Linked DNA regions of Homo sapiens: region 1 is linked to region 2. Evidence: read pairs that join two places in POLR2A ChIA-PET (ENCODE). Cell type or tissue: OCI-LY7. All regions are shown on one strand. Links, peaks and the distances in the headings refer to the core of each region. The heading gives the core; the rest is flanking DNA. Region 1 has its middle 8.0 kb from the start of MIR92A1. Region 2 has its middle 46 kb from the start of MIR17HG.

The links. ChIA-PET counts read pairs that join two places held together with the same protein. Peaks named below come from ENCODE experiments on the same cell type or tissue, not always from the same donor. Only the 100,000 strongest peaks of a DNase experiment are listed, where the experiment ranks them.
Region 1: POLR2A ChIA-PET joins it to region 2 with 27 read pairs; 9 of 35 experiments call an interaction of 5 or more read pairs at or near these places.

The regions. Positions count from the first base shown.
Region 1 is chr13:91,354,743-91,363,826 of GRCh38, reverse strand. No RefSeq gene overlaps it. Among named protein-coding and RNA genes, the nearest start is that of MIR92A1, 8.0 kb to the right of the region's middle. RefSeq lists an enhancer at 5,346-5,395. In OCI-LY7, for the core only: no CTCF peak of the experiment used is centred there; DNase peaks (open chromatin) are centred at 4,556, 5,156, 6,006, 6,286 and 14 weaker places; H3K27ac peaks cover 3,457 bases.
Region 2 is chr13:91,297,352-91,306,435 of GRCh38, reverse strand. No RefSeq gene overlaps it. Among named protein-coding and RNA genes, the nearest start is that of MIR17HG, 46 kb to the left of the region's middle. In OCI-LY7, for the core only: no CTCF peak of the experiment used is centred there; a DNase peak (open chromatin) is centred at 4,165; H3K4me3 peaks cover 290 bases.

The DNA.
Region 1 (9,084 bases), core at 267-8,266, 58 kb before region 2:
AGATTTAAATCCTGGTTCCTCTGTTTTATCAGCTTTGTGAACTTGGTCCGCTACATCTCTCTCTGCCTCAGTTTCCTTATCTGTAAAATGGGAATAATTATCACAGCAATTACCTCAGACTGGAGTTAGGATTAAATGAATACTCAATGCTTGACAAAATTGTTAGCTACCATTATCATCTTTAAATAGTTAACAAGGACATTCACAAGTCCTACAGGAAGGATGGAGGGCTGAGTAAATCGTAACAAAATTACTCAGGCCACTCAATAAGATTTTTTAAGGTTATAAAAAAACCATTCTCCAGGTTTTCACCCAATAAAATTACCTTCATGTTCTCTAATGCACTTCTGCAGCAGGGCAGATTTATTCGTCTATTACTACTTTGTTTCTGCTAAGGAACTAAACCAGTAGGGACAGCAGTGATTCAGAGGAGGCGGCGGCATAATTAGCTGGGTTTTTCTTAGCAGTATCCACTATTACTGTTAATAGGGATCAAACCATGGTCTCCTCTCACTGTATTGTGGCAGAATTTAGGGTTCTTGTTAGCAACAAACACGGTTTCTTAATCCCATCTAACTACCACCTCCTTTTCTAATCCATACACTATTAAATGATTCTGGACCAAGCACTTCCAGTGCTTTCTTATTGCCTTCTGTCTCTAATCTCCTGTACACAGTTACAATGAATTTCAGCCCACATATTCAGGGCAAGGGTAATGGCTTTTTTTTTTCTATGCTGGTCTTTGGACATCAGGCCATGAATGTCACTGCTATGTTGTCTCTTGTTCAAACTGGAGGCCTTTTCAAGCATGACTTTCAGGCATATAGAGATCCTTATGCAATCATTTAAATTTACTGTATTGTTTATGCACATGTTTTTCATTTTCCAGTAAGGGAAACAGTTGAAATCCAAAAGCCAAGCAAATTCCTTATTTTTCTTCCTTTTATGAGACTGAATAAGAACTGAAAAAATGGAAGAAAGGACATGAGGTAAAGGGAGGTATCTGGGGAAAATCTTCAGGTAATATTTAAAAATATATTGCTACATACACATCCTTACTGTTCTTTGGGCATGGATTCATGAGATTAAAAAATATTTGAAAGACATTTAATGCTCAAACTAATATGGCTTCAAGATAAGTACCTTACAAATTCCTTTTAATTTGAGGTGACTAGGAAATAAGAGACACTGTTATGAATATAGACCAATAAATAGGCAGTTAAGTTTACGGGGCAGTAACTTAATAAATCTGCTAGAAAATAACTTGGCCTTGAGCAACTGTTTCAAAGTATGCCATTATTTAAAATAATTACTTTTGCCCCTGAGTTTTCCATATGAATGTAAAACATTCAACTGAAACTCAAAATGTATTCTGACTACCTAGATAGGTCTACAAATTCTTAAAGTGTTGTAAGAATAGATAGGGTTAATAATTACTAAATTCTTAACCATGTACATATTATTTAGAGATACAAATATGGGGGGGAGGGGAAAAAATGGAAGCAAGCAAACATGCATTATTGCAATTCCAACAATTCCTCAAAAAATAAAAACCCCAAAACTACTAAAGATCTATGGAGTGAAGCTGTGATGTCATCAAACAACTTTTCTAAAATATTATTTGTTGTATTCCCTGTGATTGTGTACAGTGATCAAATTTGCCAGATAATTGCTTAACTCCACTTCAGTTTCCCTTTGTAAACAAAGTCATTGAGTCAACATAAAAGACTCAAACAGTTTCAAAAGTGGAACATTTTGAAAGCATTTTGTTTGCTAATACAAATATACCTTATGGTTAACTATTTAGTAGAAATTGATTTCCTCAAACTTGGTCCAATTATTTGATGAGTCTAAGACAGAACAGCGTCAGTAGCACTTAGGCTGTTACAACATGGTTAATGTGTAAAAACCAATCATTAATCTCATAATTTTCTTTAGCATCTTTGTAGCATGTGCTCTGTGCTTAGCATTGTATTTTTTTAAAAGTGGGCAAAGGTCATGGCTAACTCATTCTCAACAATAGGCATTATATAACATGCCTGCTTAATTGCTGCAATGTAACCTCATTGAATTATCAAACTTTAACACTTTATTAGTAGTCTTTTTTCATTTTAAGGCTCATCACTACTTCCATATCCTAGATCCTATCATTATCCAGAATCAGATGTGTTTTAAGAAACCTATAATTTAAAATTGAATTACATGACTGCTAAATGGATTGTTGTCCCTTTTTTATAAACCAAATCAATACAAAGCAATAACCCTATACAAAATATGAAAATTGCTTTTAGATGACATCCTTTTGGAGACAGACCTATGATTAAAATATTAGACTTTAAATATCAGCAGGATTACATGTCTTTAAAATGAATAAAATGTGTTTAGGGTCTTTGATATTCCAATATTCCATCATCATTTTAAGAAGGCACAGTACTTTACAGCAGTGAAATGCCTCAACTCCTATATAAACAAAAAAACCAATAATTTATTCTGATAGTAATATCAATCAACCAAGACTGAATGGTTTCACTTGGTACTAAACTGTACATTCCATTTTGGGGTGGAAAAAATATTAAATATTGGATTCGTCATACTAAGGATCGTTCTGTGACAAAATTGCTTTTTTAAAAAAACAACCTAATTACTGTATTTATGTATGCTAAACTAGATGCAGTAACAAGACTCTTCTAATTACCTACCTGTCATAATGTGTATCAAGCACACACAGTACTGCAGCAGTTATTTCCCCCTCTGAACTCACTTTCTGAGTATTGGTTAACACTTCATTTTATGAATTCTCACTGTGCAGACATGAGACTCATCTGAAAATCACCTGCAATCTTCTTGAGGACACACATGCTTTGTTACAGGGTCATGCATGTTTATTTTCATAGACATCCATCAGTTCACTCTGCAGCTTACTTCCCAAAGAGTGATTTGGTGAAGAACATAACAGCCAAAAAGTGAAAAAGACAGATTGCGGTCCTGAGGTAGGACTCATTTCTAATTTCCTAAATTATAAAGACAAAAACAAACAAAACCTAATTTGAGATCTGTTCTGAACTCTTTTATCACACTATGACCGACCAACAAAGTTCCCGGAGCTGACCAGAACCACTATCCCACCCCAGCCAGCCATTCATTGCCACCGTTACATATTACTTATGGATGTGCAAATAACCTTTTCTTTTCTTTATATCCACTGCCTCATTCCCCGCTACACACATACTATTGTCTTTATACTCTCCACCAAAGCAAGCATAACCTTCAGCCTCTACCTCTAAACAAAATTTGGCATCAGGAGACTGAGAAATTTAAGAATGGCATGAAAATGTCTACTGCAGTACATCAAAGAACAGTTGAATTGTAACATGATGTTTAGGAGAAATCTCCAATCCATTCAACAGCTATCTATTGAATGCCTACTTTGCAGTCATTTTGGGGAATACAAAGTAAGATTTGTTCCTTGTTCAAGGAGCAGAGGTTTAATAGAAGCTCTTACTGCTGGGCCAGAGTATCAAGGGCCAGGACTTCCCATTGACTAGGGGCAAACCACCAGTTGTCTACATTTCCAATCACTAAAAATAACCAGGGCTTGCATGTTATAAAATTTAAGTAAAACTGACTTGAATACAAACTACTTAAAATTTTTCTGTGCTTAATTTTAATTAAAAATGTTCTTATTTCTGTCTCCTCCTTTTTGTCTTTTGCTTTGTGGGCTGTTTTCCTAGCCTTTTTCCTGGTGATTTCAAAGTTAAGTATAGTCTTTTATTCTGCTAGTGGTTGCTTTGAAATACTATTTCTGTACTCTAACAAAGTAGAGGATAAATTGCTTATTTACTTTTTACCTGTATTTAAAAGCTCATTTTCCAGTTCTGGCTAATGAGGTTTTAGACCCTGATGGTCTCTTTACATTGTGTCATTTCTAAAAGCAACTCTTTAATGTTTACTTAGATAGGTTAACAAAATTTCACTTATTTTGTGGTTTCCCCATTCTGAAGGTTGACTGATAAGGACCTACATTTTCTAGAATGTTTGCAGGAAGTATATTATAAGCTCTTCTCGTCTGAGAAAATCTTTTCTTTAAAACCTCCATAAACTGGCACTTAAATACCGTAGGAAAACATTGAGACAGCCCGAGTATGTTCTATTTTTTATTGGATTAAGTATTTTCCTTAGCTCATTCATTTCACTTACGCTGTCTGAAAACAACTCTAAGCAGTTATGTATGCCTGGAACTATAACCATGTCCAAAACCAACACAATTCCCTAAGACAGGCAGAATGACCTCCAACAATATCCAAGTCCTAATCCTAGAACCTGCAAATGTGAAATGTTACAAGGGGAATTAAGACTGCCAATGAGCTGACCTTAAAATAAATTATTTCTAAATATTTGGATGGGCTCAATATTAATCACAAGGGTCCTTAAAAGTGAAAGAGGGAGGTAAGAGGGGTCCAGTGTGATGCAGACGCCACCTGCTGCTGCTAGATATGAAGATGGAGTAAGAGACCGTGAGCCAAAGGCAGAGTCTTCAGAAGCTTGAAAAGATAAAAAAAAAAAACCTTGCCTCCCCTAAAGACTCTAGGGACTAATACAGCCCTGCTGACACCTTAATTGTAACCTAGTGGGACCTGTGTCAAGACTCCTGACCTACAGAACTGTAAGATTTCAAGCCATTAAAAGTTTGCGGCCTTTGGGAGCCCGAGGTGGGCAGATCACAAGGTCAGGAGTTTGAGACCAGCCTGGCCAACATGGTGAAACCCCATCTCTACTAAAAATACAAAAATTAGCCAGGCGTGCTGGTGCAAGCATATCTGTAATCCCAGCTACTGGGGAGGCTGAGGCAGGAGAATCGCTTGAACCCAGGAGGCAGAGGTTGCAGTGAGCTGATTGGGTCACTGAACTCCAGCCTGGGTGACAGAGCAAGACTGTCTCAAACAACAAAAAAAGTTTGTGGCAATTTGTTAAAAGCAGTAATGTAATGAATTCAAAATAACAAAATATCCAAATACACATAACTATAAATTGTAGTTAAGTACTTTGAATAAAACATGGCAGAGATTAACTGAATAGGGGAGGGCAGTCAGAAAAGGCTTTGAGGAAGTAATATTTTAGCCAAGACCTATAAGCAGCAGCTGCATCAGCCTTGCCAAGTGCGGTTGAATAACAGAGGCCTGACAATGTTTGCCTTAGACTTGTGCTCAAGTTATCAACTTAATGAAAATCCTCTCCCTTCCTCTCTTCCATCTCTACCCTCACTAAAATCTATGTGCCCCCAAATGTTAATATTGTATTCTCATCTTTCAGTTATCCATGCCACCAACCTGCCTAGGTATCCTGTGTGCTTCAGGAAGGGAACAGACTTTCAGTGGTACTGTCAACAGAGATGGTACACAAAGCTCAAGCCTGAATGTAATCTTGTTCCTCAGACCGAGTTCAGGTGGGCAGAGTGGAGCTGAAAATTCACTTTGAAGTTGAGGAAAGGTTTATTTTCCAGCTGGATGTGAACATGATAGCTACCTTTTTGATCAAGATGGGAAAGCCTACCTAAGCTTACAATTTTTGGGGAAAGACAACACACTTAAGTTGCCTAAGCTATTAATGGAGGAAACTGGTACTTGAACCCAGAATTCTCCGTCCTAAACATTACACTGTAAGACTTCTTAAATAGTTCTTTAAGCTTCTCAACCGATTAGCCAAGTATTACATGACTCAAAGAGAATAGAATTCAAGTTTAGTTTACATTTGTTTCCTAAAATTAATCTGAGGTGCCTTTCTCAACTTCTCTTTATCATCATCCATCTTCTCATGTCACACACTCGAAGTAACTGGTTTAACACGTTGTTTTGTCTCAGGAAGCCAAAAGGACAACTCAAAATTTAATTGAGGCACCACGATTCAGTGCAGGGCTTCTTGTACTCCTGAACCTTCTGCAGGGAGTGAACCTGAGTTAGAAAACTATAGTATTCTGGTACTTGATAGTCTAAATTTCAAAGTAATACAGAGAACAAACCAAACCGAAAAAAAAAACACACCTGACTATACCTATTAGCAGAGCCTTCTCACATCCACGCAACATCATGAAAACTAATCTGTCACAAAGCACAACTTCTCAGCACTTTTGTTACTTTGTTCAGTGCTTTCACATTCACCCTATTGCTGCTGTCAGTTGCTTTCTGAGATTTAGAAGCTGGGTTTTACATTTACTTCCAACAGATGAACATTACATATCCACACAAATGGAGCATCTATCAGTTGGTTTTTTTCTTGATCCCCCACTTCTAGGCTTTCCTTCATTTTTGCTGGGATTACTGTACACAGCAAATCCTTTTTACTTACTCTGTTTTCTTGCTCCACCAACGTTGCTCTAATGACTTTTTACCACACCGTCAATAATGCACTTTGCCCCCATACTAGTCTTGTTTTGCTTTTCTCTTTCAGACCGTCTCATCCTAGAAGTAACATTCACCCACGGGCATTTCCACTTACCTGTTCAGTCTATTCAGTGCCTTCTACACACCAGGTACCATTTTAGATGTTGAATAAGCATCCATGAACCACACATCTTCAAATCTTTGCCCTTGGAGGCCTTATATCTTAGAGATTAATTGGGGGGATTAAAAAACGAAGCTCCCAATTCAGGTTTGGAAGGGGGTGGGAAGGACCTGCACTTCCAATATCCCAGGTGATGCCACTAATTCAGGATGATGATGCAGAGAACAGGAACAGAGTATGCAGTTTAAGGGAGAGCCAGTCTGACATCTGTGTACAAGGACTACAAGGAAACAAGACTAAGTCATAGGTATCCGGAGTGGGAAGTTCCCAAACTAAGGGAATAGCAAATGCAGTCTGAAGTGGAAGTCTGCCTGGAGAGGATAAATGATAGGAACTGGGGGAGCCAAAACACTTAAGTGGAAAGGCAGTTGTATTAAGACATCAGTAAATGAGCTGGGGTCTCAATCAAGTTTCGTATTTTAAAAGGAGTATTCGTAAGTACAGTCAAGGGCAGAATCATAGGTTATAAACACAAGACACTCAGAATATGGCATAAACATCTTTTCTAACTTGAAATTTAGATGCAATCTTGAGTATTAGAAAGTACAATTTTGACAATTATTCTGAGGGTAACACTAGAAAACTGTGGACTAAGTTTTAAACACAAAACCAAGGGAGTTTTAGATGAAAGCCTTAGAGGAGAATCTAAATGCTGACGATAACCTATGTCTAAAGACATGGCTTGTACCTTGTGCACCTTACTTGTTCAGAATGATGGTGGCCACTGTGACAGTAGCCAACCAAGGAAATACAGGTATAGCACAAAGACAACTACACACCTGGCCTGTTAGGTGCTGTTACCAAAACAAAGTATCATTGGAGAAGAAAAAGGGAAGTTACTGAAATTGAAGAGTAAGGAAAAGCCTGTGGATTTAGAAATAAATGTGGGGTTGGGGCACATATTTTGTCAGTCAGCTATAAAACTGAGTAATGACTGCATGAACCATAAAAATAGTTTACTGGTCTCTTTCCTGCATATAAATTCTAAGGTGTTTTGATGTTCTTCTGCATTCCTATGGCTCAGCATTTCCAACAATTCAGGGTAGTAGATATATCCTTAAGTATATACAGCAAAATCAACAGGTATTTCTCAAAATACTTGTCTGCGCAGCATCCTGCCCCAAAGACTCTAATATAGTGCAGCTAGATTAAGATTCCAGGTCTTTACGTCTTAATAATTTTAAGACAACTGGTTAAGAACCTTTTCTTGGTAAATGCATAATCACTTTAGAATTCCTAGCACCACCTTACAGGACCCCAATTTTCATCTACTCTTGGAACATTCACTAGTCTCATCTAGTTACCCCAACCTGCTGAACAGTGTGGTATTCCATCTGGATCAGTACATCTCAACAAGTGCAGAACTGATGTCGTCGAAGCTTTTTTTCAATCTTTTTCAGTCTATGTAAGTTGAAGTCAACATTAAACGTACTAAAAATTCACAGTATATATGCTTTTATAAACAAGTGTGAACAATTAGTACATGCTCACCTCTACTAATATACTGACAAATCTAGGTCTTAAAAGTAAACATGCAGTTATTAAGGATTTAGTATATTCAACCTGAGATCTAATTACTAATCACTTAGGAGTATACTAACATTTCATTTCGGGGAACTTACTACCAAACTCAGGTCTTTGTTATTTACCTCTATGACTAACGCATTTATGTCGGCACTTACTTAAGTTAGCCCTATGTATCTGTGGTTCCTGCATCCAACCACAAACAGACTGAAAATACTCAGGAAAAAAAATCTCACGAAGTCCCCAAAAGCCAAACCTGAATTTGCCACACGCAAATACTATACTGAATCTACATGAATAATATGTAAGATATTTTACCAGATTATTCAAGCAATATATAGACAGCTTAAAGCATACAAGAAGACATGTATAGATTTACATGCAAACACTGCACCACTTTACATAAGGGACTTGAGCACCTGAAGAATTTGGTATGCACTGAGGGTCCTACCAATCCCTCCACTGATACTGAGGGTCAACTATGCTAAAACTCTGCATGAGCCTAGATTTCTTGTGTTACTGGCCATAGACAGGTACAATCTCGTACCTCATTTAAAAAATATTTACAATGATTTTTTGAACTTTTAGAAATGGCTGAACTTTGAGGGCTGGTCAGAACATACCATTCTTATTTAATGTTTTAGAGTTAGTACAGACCCATTAATAAACACTCAACCCAGGAGCCAACACATATTGGACATTTATTAGAAGCAGGAGTTTAAGACTTTTTATATACTTTGGCCTCCTCTCTTAAACTTTCATGTTATCAACTGGCCAAAAAACACAAAAAACAAAAGAACTCCCACCTTACTAACGTGTATAATATAAACAAAATGAAGAATGCTTCAGACTTACCAAGATTTAAGGAAACAAGTGTGATCTGAGAACTTGTCAGATTCCATAAAAATACTAGGCAGAAGATAACCTTTTAAAATACTGACATATTTTAATTCAGAGTCCATTTACCACCTTTCCATTCTGCTTGAAAATGAACTTCTGATC
Region 2 (9,084 bases), core at 586-8,585:
ATCACTTCTCACCAGACCCCTCTACTGACACATAGGGATTAAAATTTGAGATGAAATTTGAGTAGGGAAACAGAGCCAAACCATATCAGATATCATTACCACTTTCTTTTCTAATTACATCTTTTGAAAAACACTTTGAGTATAAAAACAATATTTCATTAGGAATTTGGTGAATAATGTAAAAATTGCATTAGATGTTTTGATTTTATAATTTTATAAAGTCCAGTAATATAAAATTATTAGAAACCAAACATGGGTGGGCGATGAGGCTAATTTTAGCAGTACGATGCTGTGATCATAAAATTTTCCAGATTTGCCTGAGTTCTCTGAATGTTTTCCTAAATGTGTTACTATTCGATGGGCAGCAAAGATCCAAACACCAGTTTAGGGAAAGAAATTTAGGAAAGGACTCCAGATTCTAGGACAGGAATTGGTAAGGGCTTGGAAGAACTTCAGTTCTATGGGGCACTGAGTTGTAAGCAAAACTGGAAATCAGAAAAACAGAAGCAAAAGCAGGCCCTGATCCATCAGACCTAGTGCACTGTGTTAGCACTGGACTGCTGCCCATAATGGTGAGTCTCAGAAGGTGTGGCTGGGACCATTTACATATCTGTTACTGAAACACCAGGGATTTGGTCTAGGTGCTGCTGCTCATTGCATGGAAAGCCCATCACTGACACAATACACTACTGACAAGGAAGAAGGCTTTAATTGGGCGCTGCAGCTGAGGAGTTGGGAGCTCAGTCTCAAATCCATCTCCCTGATGGACTAAAACTAGGGGCTCATATAGCAGGGAAGAAATGTGACAATGTGTAAGAAAACAGGAACTATTGAAGGGCAAGGAAGCAATCATGACGATTGAAGGGTCGGCATCTGATGTGGTGATCTCGTGAGTTTCAGTTATTTGACACTTTTTTTAAAAGAGGCCTGAAGGTTGGTTTTCTGAGGAAGAAATTTAGATAAAACAAATGTTAAGTTTCAAATTTTAAGATCATATGAGTCAATTTTTATGTTTATAAAAAAACTATGGGACTACTGGATCAGTTTCATATCCACTGTTACGCATAACTGCTAATCCTCAGAACCTTGGGTGTAACCTAAAGGTGGGCATAAACGATTATGGGGGAAAAAGGCAGATGGATTTATAAATAAGTGTGTCAGATAATTAATACAGTTGAAGTAGTGTGTCATCACTACATTTCTATAAATGAATTAGTCAAGGAGAAAAAATGAAATTATTATAGGAAACACAGGGAAAATTAAGATGATCATTATCTAAGAGTACATGTAACAAGGGCAGTTTTCTAAAAAAATGTCTTTCCTTCAAAAACTTGCCTATTTTTCAGCTAAGCGGCCTCTGCTTGACTCCTTGACATTGACTGCAAGAGTTGGCCTAATGACATGTTTCGTTTAGTTCCTGGAGGAGAACAAAAGATCTTTCTTTGTGAAAATCCAAACCATCCAACTTTAGGCCTATCCTTAGTATTCTCCCTGTGTGAGAGTCTGGGCAGAGGGAGGGACTTGGCTGATTTCAGGGCTCTGAGACTCTAATAAATCTCAAATCTGGGATTAAGTATAGTATTAAGATGAGTCACAAGAGTCCAGTGAACTTATTGTAAAATAAACTAATTGTAAGAGTAAATCTAAAACAGTTTAGTGCAGCCTCATAAAAGCAAAAAAAAAAGGACAGTTCTATAATTAAGAAAATCTGTTTGCAACACCCAACAGGAGAGAACAAGTCTTCTGACAGTAGCATTTTTATCTCTCTAAAGACAATACTTTATGATAGTGAAAATCTACTCACTGACTACTGAGACTTATTTAAAAGAAAAGATGTGTATTTATACTCATGCAGTTAACTTCTCCTGCAGTTAACTTCTCCTGGCAAGCTCTCTGGGTATGCCAGGCATTGGTAGTAAATAACAACAGAATAGGTTAACCTTCCTCCTTAGTAAAGATTTGATTAATAAGAATTTCCTCAGCTGGGCACAATTGCTCACACCTGCAATCCCAACACTTTAGGAAGTGGATGTGGGCACCTTGCTTGAGCCCAGGAGTTTGAGACCAGCCTGGGCAACATGAAGAACGCCATCTCTACTAAAAGAAAAATTAGCTGGGCATGATGGTGCATGCCTGTAGTCCCAGCTACTCGGAAGGCTGAGGTGGGAGGATCACCTGAGCCCAGGACACAGAGGTTGCAGTGAGCTGAACTCCAGCCTGGGCCACAGACCAAGAGCCTGTCTCAAATTAAAAAAAAAAAAAAGAATTTTCTCAAAAGTGATATCACAGGTCTCCTGCAATTCAAATGAAACCATAAAACATACAAAAAGTTTCCTTTCTCACAGCAAATGATAATTTAAAATTAGACTACAGAAAGGGAGGCTGAGACATAAAACCATGTACCACCTTTACTTTGCAGGCAGATTAGTGGCATGGCTTCACTGCTGTCTTTCCTGTTGCAACTGAAGTTTACATTAAACTCATAAGAGAAATAATTATACGTATACTGCTTAATTTTTCTTAATGCACTTTTGAAAAACCTGGCATTAAATTTCTTTTCTTTTTTTTTTGGCTGACTGTCTTTACAATTGCACTGGGATATTAGATCTATAAAGACAGGAACTTACTGTATTCCCATGTTTGAAATAATGCATGACACATAGTAGGTGTTGAATAAAAGAGTTGAGGCTGGGTGAGGCAGCTCATGCATGTAATCCCAGCACTTTGGGAGGCCAAGGCAGGAGGAATGCTTGAGGCCAGGAGTTTGAGACCAGCTTGGGCAACATTGTGAGACCCTGTCTCTACAAAAAAAAAAGTTTACAAAATTAGCTGGGCATGGTGGCATGTACTTGTAGTCATAGCTGCTTGGGAGGCTGAGGCAGGTCAATTGCTTGAGCCCAGGAGGTCAGGGCTGCAGCAAACTATAATCACACCACTGCACTCCAGCCTGAGTGACAGAGCAAGATCCCATGATATGGTTTGGAGCTATGTCCCCACCAAATCTCATGTCAAATTGTAATCCTCAGTGTTGGACGTGGGACCTGGTGGGAGGTGATTGGATTATGGGGGTGGAGTTCTCATGAATGGTTTAGCACTATCCCCTCGGTGCTGCTCTCGTGATAGTGAGATATCGTGAGATCTGGTTGTTTAAAAGTGTGTAGCCTCTCCCCTGCCCCCCTTTTCTTCCTGCTCTGGCCATGTAAAATGTGCCTGCTTCCTCTTTGCCTTCCATCATGATTGTAAATTTGCCAAGGCCTCCCCAGAAGCAGAAGCTGCCATGCTTTCTCTACAGCCTGCAGAACGGTGAGCCAATTACACTTCTTTTCTTTATAAATCACCCAGTCTCAGGTATTTATTTATAGGAGTGCAAGAATGGACTAATACACCCTGACTCAAAAAAAATGAATCAATGGATGAGTGAACAAATGGATATTCTAAAGGACTGTTTTTCTAATTGGGTGTTTGTACTACAATCTCATGAAGGAAAATTTATCTTACAGGAGAGTGATGACAAAGGGGACAAAGCTAAAGGAAATGGTGGTCTTTCTTTACCTAGCAGGCTCATGTACTCTAAAATAAGAAATAGTGCCTGTAATCCCAGCACTTTGGGAGGCCGAGGTGGGCGGATCACTTGAGGTCAGGAGTTCAAGACCAGCCTGGCCAACATGGCGAAACCCTGTCTCTACTAAAAATACAAAAAAAAAATTAGCTGGGCATAGTCGGATGCCTATAATCCTAGCTACTCAGGAGGCTGAGGTAGGAGAATAACTTGAACCCTGGAGGCAGAGGTTGCAGCGAGCCGAGGTTGCACCACTGCACTCCAGCCTGGGCAACAGCAAGACTCCAACTCAAAAAAAAAAAAAAAAGAAAAAAGAAAAAAAGAAAAAAGAAAAAAAAAAAGCAGAACCCCAGCCATTTCATGTCTCTGATTTCCATCTTTGGCTTATAATTGGTTTATATTTTCTAACGTGGGATGTTTGTTATGGGATAGTATTAGAAAGTAATGTGTTTCAATAGATAAGCTATCAGTTAGATGAAAGTTCTAGGCAGAAATATGCATTTTATTCAGTAGTTTGCAAGCTGGAGGTTTTCCCCAAGTACTAATGAGATCACAGCAGAAAACCCACTTAATTTCCCTCTGAGTTGGGTCACTTCCATAAGCAGAAACTAGTGCACTTTATGGGGCTCTTAGAAACTTGTTTTGATTATTTCACTTCCTATTTTGGGCCTAGGTTATTTCATCAGTGAAACAGAATTATGGAGGTAAAACTCTCCTGAATGTACACCTACACTTGATATATGTATATATATTTTAAATATTGAAATACGTAGTTTCTGCAGATAATCTTGAAATTTGGCTGAGGATACACATTAGAAGAGTTCTTGGAATATAGTAAGCACTATTTAGATATTAGCTGTTATCATTGTGATTATTATTTTGATGATACCACTCAGTAGCTTAAGTGCTTAATAAAGAATTGATTTAGGCCGGGTGTGGTGGCCATGCCTATAATCCCAGCAATTTGGGAAGCCAAGGCAACAGGATCTCTTGAGCTTAGGAGTTTGAGATCAGCCTGGGCAGCATAGTGAGACCTCATCTCTACTTAAAAAAAAAAAAAAGTACCCAGGCATGTGGTGGTGAGTGCCTGTAGTCTCAACTATTCAGGAGGCTGAGATGGGAGATGGCTTGAGCCCAGGTGGTTGAGGCTGCAGTGAGCCATGATTGTGCCCAGAGAGCGTGTCCCTAAGAAAGAGAAACAACCTGTAATGAAGCCTTACTGCTAAATAGCTCACATTGGAGAGGATATCACGAATTCTTACATTTGATGTCATGCGTTGATAAAACATTAAAAAGTTAGACTCAGGTAGATATATGTAGACATGTGGATGTGGGGTTTGTTTTGTTTTGTTTGAGACAGGGTCTCAATCTCTTGCCCGGCTGGAGTGCAGTGGCGCCATCATGGCTCAACACAGCCTCAACCTCCCAGGCTCAAGCAATCCTCACACCTCAGCCTACAGAGTAGCCAGAACTACAGGCTTGCACTGCCACACCCAGCTGATATTTGGATTTTTTTTTTTTTTTTTGAGACGGGGTCTCACCCTGTTGCCCAGTCTTGGATGTGGAGTTTCAGGTTTTTTTGAAATGTTGGACCCTTATAGGAAATTGAGGCATCATCTGTGAAATAATTTTTCCATCACCAAAAGAGTTATACCAATCTCCTATTCTTTCAAAAAATGGTTTGCTAAATTGATCTTAACTATGTAAAGAAATGTCTTCAAATATCTGATGGCCTCTATGTACCACTAAAGAGTACCATCATGGTGTAAGTATAGCATATTTTTAAAAGTTTTTTAGGGGTTCAGAAAAGCTCTATAATATTTTTACTATTTGTATAAAATCTCAGTATATATGAGATAAACTAGAACTAGGTGTTGCTTACACACTTAAGCCAGATCTCATTTAGTCAAAGAATGAATTCAACTGTTTGACATAAAGTAGCTAGTTTTCATCAGTTATTACAAATACGTTTAGAGAGCACACCCAACACTCAGATATTGGTGTCTAATATTATTCCACAAGAAACCAGGGCTCTTTGGAGAAATGGCTGATCTCTAGGAGAAGACAGAGTAAGTATAAGATGAACCCGGAATGAAAATCTTATTGTGCCAGAAGGTAAGGAAGAACTAAAAACAAACAGATAAAAGCCAAAAAGAAGTACAGTCTTCTGTCCATATCTGCGGGTTCCCTATCCACAAATTCAGCCAATGAGGATTGAAAATATATTTTAAAAAAGGATGGTTGCATCTGTGTTGAACATGTACAGGCTTTTTTCTTGTTATTATACCCTAAACAATACAATATAACAACTACTTACATAGCATTTACATTGTATTAGGTATTATAAGTAATCTAGAAGTGATTTAGAGCAGTGGTCCCCAACCTTTTTGGCACCAGGGACCAGTTTTGTGGAAGACAATTTTTCCACAGACCAGGGTTGGTGGGGGGTGGGGGTGGTGTATTTTCAGAAAGATTCATGTGCATTACATTTATTGTGCACTTTATTTCTATTATTACTACATATTCACTGTAATGTAGAATCAGTGGTGGCCCTGAGCTTGTTTTCCTGAACCTGGATGGTCCCATCTGGGGGTGATGGGAGACAGTTGATGGATCATCAAGCATTAGCTTCACATAAGGAGCATGCCACCTAGATCCCTCGCAGTTCACAATTGGGTTCACGCTCCTGTGAGAATCTAATGCTGTTGCCAGATCTAATAGGAGGTAGAGCTCAGCTTCACCTACTGGTCTGCAGCTCACCTCCTGCTGTGCAGTCATGTTCCTAACAGGCCACGGACCAGTTCTGGTCCATGGTATGGGGGTTGGGGACCCCTGATTTAGCATAGACAGGAGGATGTGCACAGGTTATATGCAAATACTACACCATTTTGTAGTACCAAGGACTTGAGCATCCATGAGTTTGGTGTCCTCAGGGCTCCTGGAACAAATCCCCCAGGGATACTGAGAGATGACTATGTTACAGGGACATAGGATCCAGCTTGAGGGGGCTGCTACTGGTCAAATCTGGGCAATTGGAGCAGCAAAATAATGAAGTCCAGGGATGAATTATAAACCACAAAAACCACGATGAAATGTCTTCCTGCACCCTGATAATCATTTGATAGATGAATGGATACATAATGGGTACATAAAACAAAGATACATAAATGGATACATAAAACAAGGAAGGAACTCAGGAGAGGGGAGGCTACTGATCACAGTAGCATGCTCAGGATTGACTGACAAATGTTGAGGAAATGCTGGAGTTGAAAAATCAGGCTTTTGCAGCCATCATAGTAAAGATCTGCTGAGGAAAGAATCATCAGTGAATACTACATTTATATGATCAGAATTATCTTCATGGTCTTGAAGAGTCTCTTCCTAGACTTCATCCTAGATTCAGGGGGAAGATTAGTAATTGCACAGTGAAGAAATCAGAAAACACCTTGGCTAGAGACCCAAATTAACTTCATTAGTAAGGGGCAGATGAACATTGAATACCACCTGAGAGGCGATAACATCATCAATGCAGTATCCCCACCTGGGGATGCATAACCTGAATCTAATCATGAAGGTGTGTCAGGCAAACATGAAATGAGGAATATTCTGTTAGAATATAGGACTTTATTATTTATAAGTGCCAGTGTCATCAAAGAAAAAGGATGGCTAAAGAAATGTTTCAGATTAAAGAAGGCTAATGAGGCTTAACAATTAAAAACAATTCCTGAATCTAGACTGGATCCTGTACTAACGGAGAAAAGTAATATAATGGATATTATTGGGTCATGTGAGAAAACTGGAAGCATGGTGGTTGACTAAATAAGGGTGTGTTAGTCTGTTTTCACACTGCTGATAAAGACATACCCAACACTGAGTAATTTATAAATGAAAAGAGGCTTAGTGGACTTACAGTTCCATGTGGCTGGGAAGGCCTCACAGTCATGGCAGAAGGTGAAAGGCATGTCTTACGTGGTGGCAGGCAAAGAGAGAATGAGAACCAAGCAAAAGGGGTTTCCCCTTATAAAACCATCAGCTCTCATGAGACTTATTCACTACCAGGAGAACAGCATGGGGAACCTGTTGCCGTGATTCAATTATCTCCCACCTGGTCCCTCCCACAACACGTGGGAATTATGGGAGCTACAATTCAAGATGAGATTTGGGTGGGGACACAGCCAAACCATATCAAAGTGTTAATTGCTGAAGTTAATAATTATATTAAGTTATTGTATTGTGGTTAAGTAAGGCTATCCCTATGTGTAAGCAACATAAGCTGAGACGCTTAGGAGGAAGAGTCATGAAGTATATTACTTACCCTCAAATGTTTAATAAAACACACATATACATCCAATTAGAAAACAAACAGAATAAAATGTTAGTATATAAAGGAATATATGGCACTTTTTGTACTAGCTTCCTTTTTGTTTTTTTGTACATTTGAAATTATTTCCAAATAAGTTTAAAAAACACATTTATATCTTAAACCTATTTAAAAAATTTAACTCTGCCTGCCAAAATTATTTTGATGAAATAAGATTTTAGACCAAAATGAATATTCCTATATTAAATAATTCAAATTTGATAATAATTAGCATGTAGTATGCTACTTATGAAGCCAATTTTATTGCTTTTTAAATATTATTTTTAGATTTCTAAAAACACACCCTTGGAAAAACTTTATGTGTCATCTACGAGTTTTATATAGTATTGGAAAAACACTGATTAAACAATAGATAGACCAATAGATCAACTGATAAGTAATATTGTAAGGAAATCAGCAAAAGATTTTATTTAATTATTATTTCTCTTGGAGAACCAGCAATAAGATGATATTTTAAAAGACAATAAAAAAATTAATAAAAAATTCACTTTTTAACTTTATTTTCACTTTATTTACTTCACTTTTGCTTTTCACTATTTGTTTCTCATTTGAAAATTATTTACTATTGCCTGTAATAAGTGTAGTTAATATAACAGCTCTTATCTTAAACAAACATTGTACTGATGGTTGCAAAGGTACTAAAACATAACCTTTTTCACCCATAGACATAAGATTCCTTATCAGTTGTAACAAATACATCTTTTGTTCACAGATACTCCGTTAATAAGTGAATGTTTCTATTCCATTATTTACATTAAAAAGTTTCATTTGACTTTGCTAAATGGCACCCTGTGCTGCCCCAAAGATGAAAGCCTTAATGTGTTTCCTGCTTGGAGAATATGAAAAATTAGAGCAATTCTGGAATATTGCCACTTCATTTTCAACAGGACATCTAAAGTATTATCAGTGGTGTAATTTTAAAAGTATAGATCAACGATGGTTAAGCTCTTTAAATCCTTAGTTATCCTACATCCCACAACATTAATATTTTAAGGGGCAGCCATCCGACAACACATTTTGTAGGAAAAATAACAGATTCATAATGTTGTATTATTTATGTACAGTAGTCATCACTGTGAATTCTGTTAATAAAAGCAAATAGCATGCATTTATAGTAACTAAAATATTTTATTTATGAAATTAT